Linked DNA regions of Homo sapiens: region 2 is linked to region 1. The links are chromatin contacts, found by Hi-C or POLR2A ChIA-PET in ENCODE. All regions are on one chromosome and are shown on one strand. The core of a region is the stretch at or near the end of the contact, and the rest is flanking DNA. Distances in the headings are between cores, read along the strand shown. Region 1 has its middle 120 kb from the start of DIRC3-AS1. Region 2 has its middle 36 kb from the start of DIRC3-AS1.

Region 1 (5,974 bases), core at 1,130-3,629:
TTCAGTGACTCATTAAGATTTATTGACCACTGCTATTTCTAATATACTACCCTCCTTCTTCTCATAAAGCAAAATATACTTTGAATTGACCAGGAATTGCTATTATAGAGGCCATCCTGTGGAGAATGAAAAATAACACTTTACGTATTTTTGTCTTCTCTGTCTTACGGCTTTTTCCACCCAAGGATTCTTTTTACTAGCCAGCAGAGGAAGGAAGCTCTGGGGAGGAGATAGCTTTACAAACAGTGCTATAGATGTTCTTCTATTTAGAGAAAGGGAACTAGACATGTAACAACCCTCAGTGGTCTTTGCAAGCCTGATGAAAACTTCTTGGGCTTCACAATTATTTTAATTAACTAAATTATTTTAATTAACTAAAATTTGTTATAACATTTTTCATATGGTTGTGTGGAGGGTTTCTTGGGTGCTCTTTTTTGTATTGATTGAGAGCTACTGTATAAAGTTGCTAATAGGCCAGGCGAGGTGGCTCACGCCTGTAATCCCAACACTTTGGGAGGCTGAGGCAGGTCAGGAGATCGAGACCATCCTAGCTAACATGGTGAAACCCCGTCTCTACTAAAAATACAAAAAATTAGTCAGGTGTGGTGGTACACGCCTGTAGTCTCAGCTACTCCTGAGGCTGAGGCAGGAGAATCTCTTGAACCCGGGAGGCAGAGGTCGCAGTGAGCCAAGATCATGCCACTGCACTTCAGCCTGGGCAACAGAGAGAGTCTTTGTCTCAAAAAAAAAAAAAAAAAAAAAAGAAGGAGGAAAAAAAAGAAAGTTGCTAATAGCTCAGTGCCTCTCCACTGGGAGGATATTTGAAGGCTGCTATCTTGATCTGATGCATACTGCAACTGTCTGTCATGCCTTTCCAAACTGGAATTGCATTTGCTTCCCCCTTTGTTGCAGGGAGGCGAATGGCAAAACCCAAAATAAGGAATCATGACAAACAGTATGTACACTTGCCTCTCAGTTTTTTTGGATAGACTTCTTATGCTTCATTTATTCTGGAGAAAAATATTATTAGTACAAGAGCTGGGAAGCGGAACTGGGTTGAGGAAGCTATAATAAAGGTCAATTGGAAGAGAAAATAAGGAAGTGGGGGTAAGGAAGCCATCAAAGTGCATCAGTCGCTAATAGATGATTCCGTACTTCCTTTCTTAGGAAAGATTGGGGCATGTGGAAAACTGCTTGTCCATTTGTGCACTGCAGAAAGGGAGGGGGAGGAGACCCAGACTCCCTAAAAGGGGAAAAAACATCAGGGGAGAAGTGAAGCAGGTGTTTCCTGCTGCCTGTGCCTCAGAGGAAAGCTTGAAGTCCTGGGAGGGGGTTTTCCACAGCGGCACAAATCAGGGGAAGCCATATTTTTCCAGCAGCCTAATTCAGAGGTCAGACACGTCAGCCATCACCTCTCATGTTCATCTCTCTTTCTCTTGCTCTCTCTCTCTCTCTCTCTCTCTCTCTCTTTCTCTCTGTCTCTTTTCTCTCTCTTTCTCTCTCTCCCCTCCTAGGCTCAAAGATCTGAAAAACTAGTAAAAAGTTTATACAGAGGTAGCGTATAGACAATTTCTTTCAGTTTCTCTCTACCCTCCTTTTTCAGGTTATCTGCTTTTTTTGTTTACTTGTCCATGTCAATCAATCTTTATTTTATTTTTCTCTTTGTACTTAATGGGAGTGTTCATATTAATGCCTAGCATGTGCCTTTCTTCATTTAAAATAAAAAGGAAAACAAAAGATAAAGTGAAATATCCAGCAGTATATTATCTTGAACTTGCACAATGTGACACTAAAAGGTACTGGGCCATTTAGCTCTGCTCCTCTACAGAATTAGTTATAAAACCAAGACATTTATGGAAAGCAATTTTTAATGATACATTGATATGTTAGCTATGTCTTTTAAAATTACTCTCTCTCTGTCACCCCTTCTCCTTTTTCTCTCCCTCTAACAGTAAAGTATCTAGGAAAATAACAGTAAAATTGGTGTGTGTATGTGTGTGCTCACATGCACATCATGTGAAAACATTTGAAAACAACTCAATGATTTAAAAATATATACTTGTCTATTTTAGATTAAGTCAGAGTAAAAAGAGAAAAAAGGGAAGCAGGAGGATGAAGGGAATGAGGAAAAGAGAAAACGAGAGGTAGAAAAGAGAGAGGAGAAAGGAAGGAGATGAGTTGGGGCACTCAAATACAAAGAGAAATCGCCATATATCATCCAGATGTTTTGTCTACAGCAGACCAAACATCAGGCTTTCGGGAAACATTTGGAAGACACAATGCTCCTTTCACTACACAGACAACTGTTGACAGTCCTATCGCCTCCTTCCCTGCGTGTATGTGTCTATCCCTTTCAAGCCTTTTTGTGGTCAAATTATAAAGGCCTGTTTAGTGGGTGGGGTGACGTCACACTGACCACAAAAGCTTATATTTCCTGCTACTAAATACACAGCCCCTGCTGACGAAGTGATCATTACAGAGAGAGCTTGTTCTGCCGAGGTCACCCCAAAGTGGGGATGAAGGCACTGGGGCGGGGGCTCGGTTGAGAGAGCAGAGCCATTATTCCCAAGTGTGTCTGCCTGCCTGCTGATCCTCATCTTGCTAGAACCAAAAGATGAAAATAGAAGTCTCTTTGTGCTTCCTCCAGGCCTTTGTCTCTAAGGATGCTGGGGCACACTGGGACACAACATGGTGGGAAAAAGGAAAAGACAAAAATTCAGGTCTTTGATTCCAGTTTCCTCATTTATAAGCTCAGTGATTTTACCTCTCCGGGTTGAATCCTGAAAATCTCCGTTTTACTAAAGAGAAAAGAACCTCATCCAGGGATCACACGGGAGCATGTATTTTAAAGTGACTGGTTTTAGTTTTGAGGGCAGCTGCTATCTTATAGTGATTTCTTTAGTGTTCCCACTTTCCTTGTGCTGATTACAAACGGTGGTTCTCTCTTCTGAGAGGAGAGAGTAAAGGGTAGGTTTTGTTTTTACGCATTTCTTTCTATTTTATTTATTTATTTTTGCAGAGGTCATGGGTGAACAATTTTTTTAATGAAGGAAAATAAATGAATTAACGTGGTGACTTGTCCAGTTAAGCCAAAGAAGCCACACCAAGTGTTAGAGGACCACAGAGGAACCAGAGAGGATCTGGGTAAGATCTCACAGGAAGAGTAGCATCTGGGTTGGGTGTAGTGCATAGGAGTTTGGCAGGCAGAGGGTTATGATCATAATTACCATCCCCAGGAACCCCTAAGTATCCCCTGGCATTAAACCAGAGTGGTCTGAGGCCTTATGTTGTAAGTCCTTGGCACTCCAAACCTCAGATGAAACAAAAATTGATGGATGTGCTTTTTGAATAGTTCACTCAATCAGGTTAATTTTGACGTTTAAAGAAGCAGAAAACCACTGCTCAGCCAAGATCCTGCAGAACTTTCCTATTCTCCATCCTAAGCCCTTGGTGAAGTAGAACTCAAATTCCCTACATTTTTCTTTCTTTTATTTTTCCCCCCTCTTGTGAGGGATGATTACAAGTAAGGCCTCAAACCCAAAAAGGACTTGGAAACAAGTCCACGTGGTATTCAGTGAAGGAAATCTTTTGCTTTTATCCATGTAATTTAGGTGGTCTGGACAGCCAGTCTGGATACTCTAACTGCTGGCAAGATTCTGAAGGCCAAGGTTGTGTAGGTTGGTTCTCTATATAAACCGAAGAATTGAAAAACTGCCCCGTTCCTTTGGGCCATGTGTGTCCACCAGGCACTTATTGTGTGTGCACTTTCTGCCAGGCCACTGGCTAACTTTAAGGGCCTCCAGTGGGCCTAACGCCATGTGCAGTTCACCTGATCTGAGGCTGTGGCGGGCTGGTGTGGCTCAGTTATTCCCCACAAGCTGCCATCCCCTGGCTTAGACATAAAGCCTTAGCTCCATTAATCATCCTTTTCCTGGAGCATACTAGATGAGCTCCTGGCTGGGAGTAGAACTATCATGTTCATTTCCTAATTTTAAAAAGTGTGTGTTTGCTAACAGCTGGAAGGCAGGCTAGAAAGGCAGCTTCAAAGTCCCACTGTGGGGAAAATAATGCTAAGAAGATCCTGGGGCACTTTCTCTTGAACTCACCTCCCCTGTAGCACTGGGGACTGTCCTAGAAGATGAAGTCTGTGCTGGGGGTAGTGAGGGAGGGCCCAAGGCTTGCAAAGAGGATGGACACTGTCAATTTGGGCTGGGCTTAGCCATTAAAAGTAGATCTCTGAAAACAGAACTGGGGGAGTGAAGATGGAAGTTATGCTGTTAAGCTAATGAAAGAGTCAAGAAATAGAGAATATGGAGAAATCAGTGGCCAGAGCCCAGAAAAATAACAATTATGTGAAAAAAAAATGTCATTTAAAAGGTAGAAGCCAAGGAACTTGATGAAAACCAAGTCAAATAGCCAAGATATCTTTAACAGACTCAACATAGCTGACACTGAGAAGAACCTAAAAACTGAGGCAATGTTATAAATAGATCAATTCCAGAAAAAGCAAGACTCCTGGGGAGAAGGGTTGGGATGGAATCAGAACCAAAAGGTGAGAGCTCTCATTGTTCCACGAGGGAAGGACAGAGTCTCAGAGCAATGGCTGGGTCAAACGTGACAAGGATAATGGAAGTAAAATGATCAAAGTTAGAAAGGTTCTGACATAGTACAATAACAGAGGCCATGCAATGTAAACATATATCAAAACATCACATTTCAAGCTGGGTGCAGTGGTGCACTCCTGTATTCCCAATTACTCAGGAGGCTGAAGCAGGAGGATTGCTTGAGCCCAGAAATGAAAGTTCAGCCTGGGCAACATAGTGAGATCCCATCGAGAGAGAGAGAGAGAATCACTTTATACCTCATGAATATATAATATATATTTTATTTTTAAAAAGAAAATTTAAAAACAAATGCAGGTCATGGATCCAGAACTCAGAATGTAGGTAAATTAATAAGAAACTAGAAAGAAAAGACCATCTTTCTTAATGATTTCAACTGGCTCTGTAGGAAACCACCCAGGTGTTCATTGTCTCCAAAGAGCTAAACCTTGCCTCAGAAAAATGACCTTCTCCTATCTTTCCTGCTGCAGCAAGAACCTCTGGTTTAACCAATTAGGTAAGTCATTTATATGACACTCAATCTGAATTATTCTGTCTGTCTGTCTGTCTATCAATTTCTCTATCTGTCTATCATCTTTAGGGAAAAAGTATATCCCATGCACAGTTATGATAACAAAGGAGTCATCTTCTATACAATATTAAACATAACTATTGAAAAGTTAAAAACTCAAGCCTTCAGTTTAGGGTTTGATTTTCATGATCCAAAGCAGCATTCTTGACTGATTGTTTTTCCTTGTGTTGATTCATATTTGTCTGAGTGAATTTGATTGGCTGTTTTGGAATTGCGTAAGATACTTCTTCATTGACCCAAATAATCTGTTTGTTGATTTTATTCAGACTAACATATAACTTAATTGACTAAATTTTTGCCTTTCTCAAATGGTGTGGTGATTACATAGACTCAATCTGTATTTTTGAGAAGTTTTTAAGTATGCTTTCATTAGCCTGAGACTAGTGTTCCTGAAACCTTGTAAAGTACGGAGCACTTCAGGAGCAGAGAGAATGAATACCTTGGGTGATGCCCAGTGTAAATCTCATGGTCTGGAGGGAATCTTGTGGCCAATATGAGCCTCGTCAGATGTCAGGCTTTCCAAAAGTAGAAGTGGAAGGCTCCTGTTTTTCTAACTCCTGCTGTTCCCCTGACTATCACTATGTTGTCCATATTGTTTTCAGAACTCACAGCTTAAAGAACCACCTTGCTTTTCTTAGAACTTTGGGGGTGGACCTTACTCCTTTTTACTTTTTTTTTTTTTCAAATTGCATGTGGATTCTACTGTATTTAGCATAACTCAAGCTTAGCATTTGAACATGTTTCATAGCCAATAGCTTTGCACATCCTCCATGATTGCATA
Region 2 (6,565 bases), core at 3,418-5,917, 86 kb after region 1:
AACACACACACAACGCGCACACACACACACACACACACACACACACACACACAACACACAGCTATACCACTTGCCATGATTCCAGCACTGTGGTGCATATAGGTATATAAAAAAACAGTGGAGCATATTCCTTGTTAAATAGCATAAATTCTTTCAGAGCTGAGACTAAAATAGGTAGCTTTGCCTGCCATAGTTAGTAATGTGCTTATTTGGGACATTTAAGAATGTTGTCTTTTCTCCAGTCAGGTTTTTGAAAACACCTTAGAGAAGGAATTCAGATTCAAGAAACTAAGAACTTATTTGGAAGGGAACTAGGTTGAGAAGATGAGAGACAGGAAGGTGGATCTACTTTCATAATTACTGTACTGGCAGGAGGAATTAGAAGCCCCTCTCTACCACATCCCAGTTGGGAACCACTGATGGGAATAATTCCGTTGGAGGTAGCACTTTCCTGAGGTGCAGAGAAAAGCAGTCATGCAAGACCACAGCAGTTCACTTGTAATAATGACAGCCCAAACAGGCTTGCAGGGTTTGATTTAAAAAAAAAAGTGTCCAGTAAAATTTGGATTTCAGATACACAGTGAATAATTTTTTAGCATAAATATGTATGCACTTTGACATCCTGCTAGCAAGGATAAAAAATAAATAAAATAAATAAATATGTATGTTCTGAGCAAATATTTAGGTTATCCCTGGATCATTCAAAGGAAATATGGCATGGGGCATGCTTATGTGAAGAAATTAATAATTGCTTCTATAAAATTCAAATTTAACTGTGCGTCCTGTATTTTATCTGGCAACCCTAAGCCCAAAATCCCTTTCCCAACTCTTCCTCCATGTAAAAAAGAAAGAATAAAAAAGACAGAAGACTCTTTCATTCAATAAGAGAAAAACGTTGACTCTACAGTAGGTTTAGGTTTCCATAGCTGAAGGAAATATTATTTTATCAATAAGGATTCAGCCTGCATACTTTCTGAAAAAAAAATACACGCGCTTGAAAATTATTGTCCTTTAGAATATTTTAAAAATAAATACAGATTTTGACAACTCAAACTATATAGATACATACGTAGACAATTTTAATACTCTGCTGCTCACTGTCCTCCTATTCCATATCCTCAAGGTGATCAGTATTCATTGTTAATGTATGTTCATGCATATTTTTGCTATGCTCATACGTTTATGTACTTATGTATAGTTCCTTTTTCATGGAATCATGTTACTCTGCAACCTGAGTAATGTGCTTATTTTAAGGCCATCTGGTTAAAGGAACTGGAAGATTACAGTTCCAGTGCTGGCAATGGTGCATTAGGCATCCTTATTCTAACGTTCTCAGCCTTGACCGCAAACAGAAATTCAGTGTCCCCTAGGATTCCCATTCCTCCTGGTATCATAGTCCTTCAACCCCATACCATCTAATATAGTAGACACTAGCCACATGTAGTTGACAAACCCTTGAAATGTGGGCTATCCAAATGAAGATGTGACATAAGTTTACAATACACACCAAATTTAGAGGCCTTTGCTGCAAAATAAAGAACTTTAAATCTCTCGTTAATAATTTTATATTGATTACCCATTGAGATAATGGTACTTGGGATATATTGGGTTAGATTAAAATGTATTATTAGAATGAATTTCATTTATTTCTTCTTACATTTTAAAATGAGACTACTAGAAAAATGTAAATTACATATGCAATTTGCATTATATTTCTATTGGCAGCACTGTTCTAACCCAAAGGCCTGCAGAACGATGTGAGTTCACCTCAGAGGTACATGAGATGATTCCTTGGGAGTGTGGAAAGAAAATATAACTTCTTTTCTTACTTATTTTTATCTTATCAATTTTTAATTTATATTTTTGCGTCTGTTTCATAATGTACATAGTATATCGTCATGGTACTAAATGTGTATATTATTCAAATATTAACATCCATTTATTTGCAGATGTATTAAAAACATTTTTATAGACAGAAGTGTGCGACACAAAATTAAAGCATATGGTGACCTTGCTTTGCAGGGGTGAGCAGAGGGTATGTTTTCCGTCCTCTGTTACATATTGCTCCCCCTTGGTATCTGACCCACCTTTCACACCTTTGTGCTGACTTTATTCCTTCTCTTTCCTGAATCATGTCCAAAGGCGTCCCAGGGAAGATAAATGAAGCTCTAAGCTTTGCCTTCCTGCTTTCTGGATCTTAGGGTTTGGTGTCCTTGCTCCTTGGGTGCCTTGAACATCCCATCTGGCAAGGTTGGGCTGCACCTGCCTTCCCGATGCGCCTTCCTCCCAGAGAGCCTGGTGCCCACCCCAAGGCTCCTCGTTCTCCCTCACACTCTTCTCCAGCACCTCCGGCCTCCCCTCCCTACCAGGTCCCCTGAGCTGTGGAGATTACAAAGGAGAATCAGGTTTACACTACTTTCATCCTAACAGATAATGAGAAGAAAGAGAAAGCAAAAGTGAGATGAGAGGACAGATTGATTCCGGGGGCTCTGACCACGGGATGATTCGCTCTCAAATCAATTCCCATTGAATTGAAACCAACACCCTCTCAACCTAGGTTACTGGTATTAGAAAGGAGTTATGGGAGTTGGCTAAGCCTATAACACTTTCTTCAAAAGAATGTCTATTCGATTATTTCTTTTGAAGGTACTATGTTGTGGCAGCCATGAGAAATATAGGATGGATGGAAACGTGAGTAGTCACATCACTCCACAGGGAAGATAATAACAGAGTGTAGCTTTTAAAGGGGCTTGCACCCACCCACCACTGGCACAGGTCCTTGGACACACATGTACACACGCACATGCCCACACCCTTTGCTGTGCCCCCTGAAACTCATTCCCCCTGCAACTGAAACTTGCCTTTGCTTGTGATCATTCACACCCCTCTCTGTCATTCCTGCACCCACTCAATTCCTCACTCTTATGCTCAGAAAACATTTACTGACTGAGGGCCTGTTCTAGGAAAGGCACCAAAGTCTAAGGATAATCAAGTCTGGTGGCCACATTCAGAAAATTCTGGCCGAAGTGTTTTAGGTTGAATCATGAAATTGCTGATATTGAACAGTTTCTGACCTTTGAAATGACCACTTTATATAGTGAAGCTTAATTTTGTACATGCATACACATGCATATTTGGGGTTCATATCACTATAGAAAAGTGGTCAAAAACAAATTCTGGCACCAGATTTATTATTTATTAGTTTTGGAAACTTAAGTAAGTTGCAACTTAACTCATCTGAATCTCATTTTCTTCTTACGAAAATGGAGAAAATAACGGGCTCTACTTCATGGGGTTATTGTGAGGATCAAATACTTAATCTTTATAAAGCATTTAATACATACTGCCCAGCACATAGTAAGTGCTCAATAAACGTTAGCTGTAGCAGTGGCTGCTGTAGCAGTGGCTGCAGTAGCAGCTAACATTTATTATCATTATTAGTGGGTGGTAGCATCACTGTCATCTATGGAAGTCCATGTACAGTATTCCTATTTGCAAGATGATAAAATAGACCTGCTCAAGTGAGAGAAAAATCTCTTACTGACTCTCCCAGCCAGGAAAGCCATCATCTTATCAATAATGGAAACAGAATACTTTATTAAAACTGTAGAAATTCAGCAGAAGTTATTAAAACAACTAGGAACTTTAGTGTTTGACATTTGAATAGAGAATAACAAAATGGCAGTGGGGAGGGACCCAGAAAGTGTGAGGAGTGCAAGAGGGGAGGGAGCAGGTGGCCGTGCTGGCTGCGTTTCACTTTGGGCAGGGTGTTTGCATCTAGAGACCTGCCTGTTTATTCCAAGTGAAAGCCAAGGGCTGAGTGCCCTTGTGAGGAGTTCGTGTTAAGTTTCATGTTTGTGCAGGAAAGATCTGAAGGGCAGTGTGGCCACAAGGACTGATGGACAGATAGATAGACATGTCTGGATTTATGACTGAGCAGCTGACCCGCGCCAACATGCTAGTGAGGACACACAGTTGACTTAACACAGGCTGCTGGTATCCACAGCCAGAAGTCGAAGAAATTGTTGGTGTTATTAACAATCTTCTGGCAGGAGGATGGCACTTACGTCCTGGCTGTGCCGACACAGCTAAGATTCTCTGGTGTGGATTCCAGGAGCACATCGATCCTGGCCACACAGACAAGCTGGAGGCCAAGAGTCCCTTCCCTTGTCCTCACAGGGGGCCACCACAGTCAGCCTGGACAGCCCCTTCAACAACCAAGGGACCTGTTTACAAAACGGTGAAACAAACTAAAATCAGACAAATAAGTGTCACACTAGATTGGCTGGTGGAGCCAAAGGGTTTGATGTAGAGGTGCCAAAAAGGAGCATAAAACCAAGGGGAGATCAGGGCCTTGGGTGCAGAAAGGGTGAAATCAAATCTCACCTTTAGCCATTAATATTAGTGTGGCACAGGCCAATCCTCTTACCTGTGGGGCCTCAGTTTCCCCATTTGAGAAATGGTGATGAAAATCTGCCTCATAGCCCTATTGTGAGATTGGAGGGAAATCCTGGCTGTGACTTGCCCAGTGCACCTTAGTTCATTTTCCTCCTCTCTGTATGTAGTAAGTCACTCCAGAAGAGAGCCGACAATTCTGGCCCTGACAGGCGCAGCAGCCAGCCCAACCCTGAGAAGCAGTTCCCCCACCCCTTCTCCCTCACTCTGTCCTCCCCTCCTGGCTTTTTCCCAGAAGGCTCCAGGGCTCCCAGGCCAACTGCCAAACCACAGGGCTCTGCCATTGGCTTTCATAGACCCCCTCCCCTTCCCCTCTTCAACTGCATCTCTGCGTGGCAGTCCTGCTCCGGGCTCCCTCCCTGGAGGGTAAGACCCGTGGCTGCCCCAGCCTGCTATGCCAGCATTTGCAGGGGTATTCATCTGAAACCACTACTGACAATCTGTGTTTATTTGGGGCGTGCAGAGGAGCCAAGGGCTATGAAAGGAGCTGCGTTCCAGAACTCTCTGATTCCCATCAGGCTGCGCAGATCAGGCCCTGTAGCTGAAAGAAGAGCTAGGCTTTCTCTTTCCATGTCTTCAAATAGGGGACCGCACACTAGTTGCAGTTCCAACAGTTGCAGTCTGCAGTTCCTCTTTTTGCTCACTGACAACACAACCCAATCCTGTGCCTTATCAAAGACAAGAACTATTAGAGAAATGATGATGAGAATTGAGGATGTCAAATTTTATACATTTGTAATTGCAGGGGATAACAAGACTTCTTTATTTTGCACTGTTTAATATTTCAACTTTTTATGGAAATAGAGAAAAGTGCACAAATTGTCAACTGATAGCTGGGATTGGATGGCAGGAAGAAATTGACACTAGGACTGGCTTCCAGCACCTTTAGCTGGACCATGTAGCCTCTTAGGGCACGAGAATTGAGAACATTCTTTAGGAACCCTGTTAGCATATTTATTACAACCAGGGGTGAGCTGGAGCCAGCTTGCACCAGCTCAGAAGAGCCTATTTTTCCCATCTCTTCCCAACTCCACATTCAGTGACCTCACATTGGTGCTTGAAATCAGGGTCAAAGGGAGTATTTACACCACAGAAATCAGCAGATGATAAGTAGAACAGCCACCCCACCGACCTCCCACCTCCGCCACGAACAGTTTTTAACCATTTACTAACAAACCACTGTTTAAAACTTTCCTAAAATGGGTGAACAAAATTTGAGTACCTTTCTGACTAACTCCAGTTTAATCAATCCCTACCCCCTTTCTCAGAAAATCTCCCTTCCCATTATCTTGCCCTGAGAGTACAGAGCCTTTGCAATCTTCCTTCTGGAAACTCTCATGCATTTGACAACTGCTGCACCTCAGCCTTTTTCCCTCTCTTCTGCTTTTTGTTAAGTGATTGCTGTTCTTGAGTGTGTCTAAGTGATTCCCCAGAGACATATCCAGGTGGTTGATGTGCAAAGCCCGGCACTTCCTGGAAAGAAACCTCTGCTCCAGGGCTGACAGTGAGGCCTCCCAGAGCCTCCATGACCCCCTTGGATTGCAGACACTGTCCAAATGTCCTTCTGTCAGATGGCTTCCCCTAACGCCATGCCTTTCTCAATTTATTGCATTTTCAGCCTTACTGAAGTCTGCCCTGGGGACAAATTGGAAACCTATAACCTTAGGACAGCAAGGTAAGGAGAGCCAATGCACAGCCCCTTCACTTCTCTGGCCCCTCAGTCCCCTCTTGTCTTAATTGGGCAGTGTGGGTCAAACGCTGCACACGTCCCTTCTGATTCTGCACGCAGTGTTCTTTCTACATCTTGGCTGTACAGAGAGTTCCATTTTTCACCCCCATGAGAGGGGGGTGGGGCAAAACACTGAAGGAATCTTTCAAAGACCCTCCACCTGACCCCTGTCTGAACAAATAATTAATCTCCTGAAAAAGCAGCTCGCTGATGGGTCCAGGCTGTGCCTGTGGATTTATGAGGTGACGTCAGTTTGAAGACTGGGATGCAGAGCCTGAGCTGTGTTTCACACACTCCTCAATTGTTTTAACGGACCTGCTCCTGAAGGCCTCCAAATCTTTCCCCAAGCTAAGCTTTATTAAAATGGCAAAGATGGAGAGG

The links. Hi-C counts contacts between places; a loop is a spot of excess contacts on that map. ChIA-PET counts read pairs that join two places held with the same protein, here RNA polymerase II (POLR2A). Pooled maps may share reads with other maps.
Region 2: a pooled map shows a loop between it and region 1 (2.1-fold over the local background). The contact joins two enhancer-like sites. A Hi-C loop is called at or near these places in 4 of 50 pooled maps. POLR2A ChIA-PET finds 5 or more read pairs at or near these places in 3 of 52 experiments (A673, AG04450 and T-cell).

What each region holds. Positions count from the first base shown.
Region 1 is chr2:217,160,337-217,166,310 of GRCh38, forward strand. No RefSeq gene overlaps it. Among named protein-coding and RNA genes, the nearest start is that of DIRC3-AS1, 120 kb to the right of the region's middle. RefSeq lists an enhancer at 1,110-1,404. Within about 2 kb of position 2,380, at least 4 of the 41 ENCODE cell types and tissues checked have a DNase peak (open chromatin) inside an H3K27ac peak, as active enhancers do.
Region 2 is chr2:217,243,789-217,250,353 of GRCh38, forward strand. No RefSeq gene overlaps it. Among named protein-coding and RNA genes, the nearest start is that of DIRC3-AS1, 36 kb to the right of the region's middle. Within about 2 kb of position 4,668, at least 21 of the 41 ENCODE cell types and tissues checked have a DNase peak (open chromatin) inside an H3K27ac peak, as active enhancers do.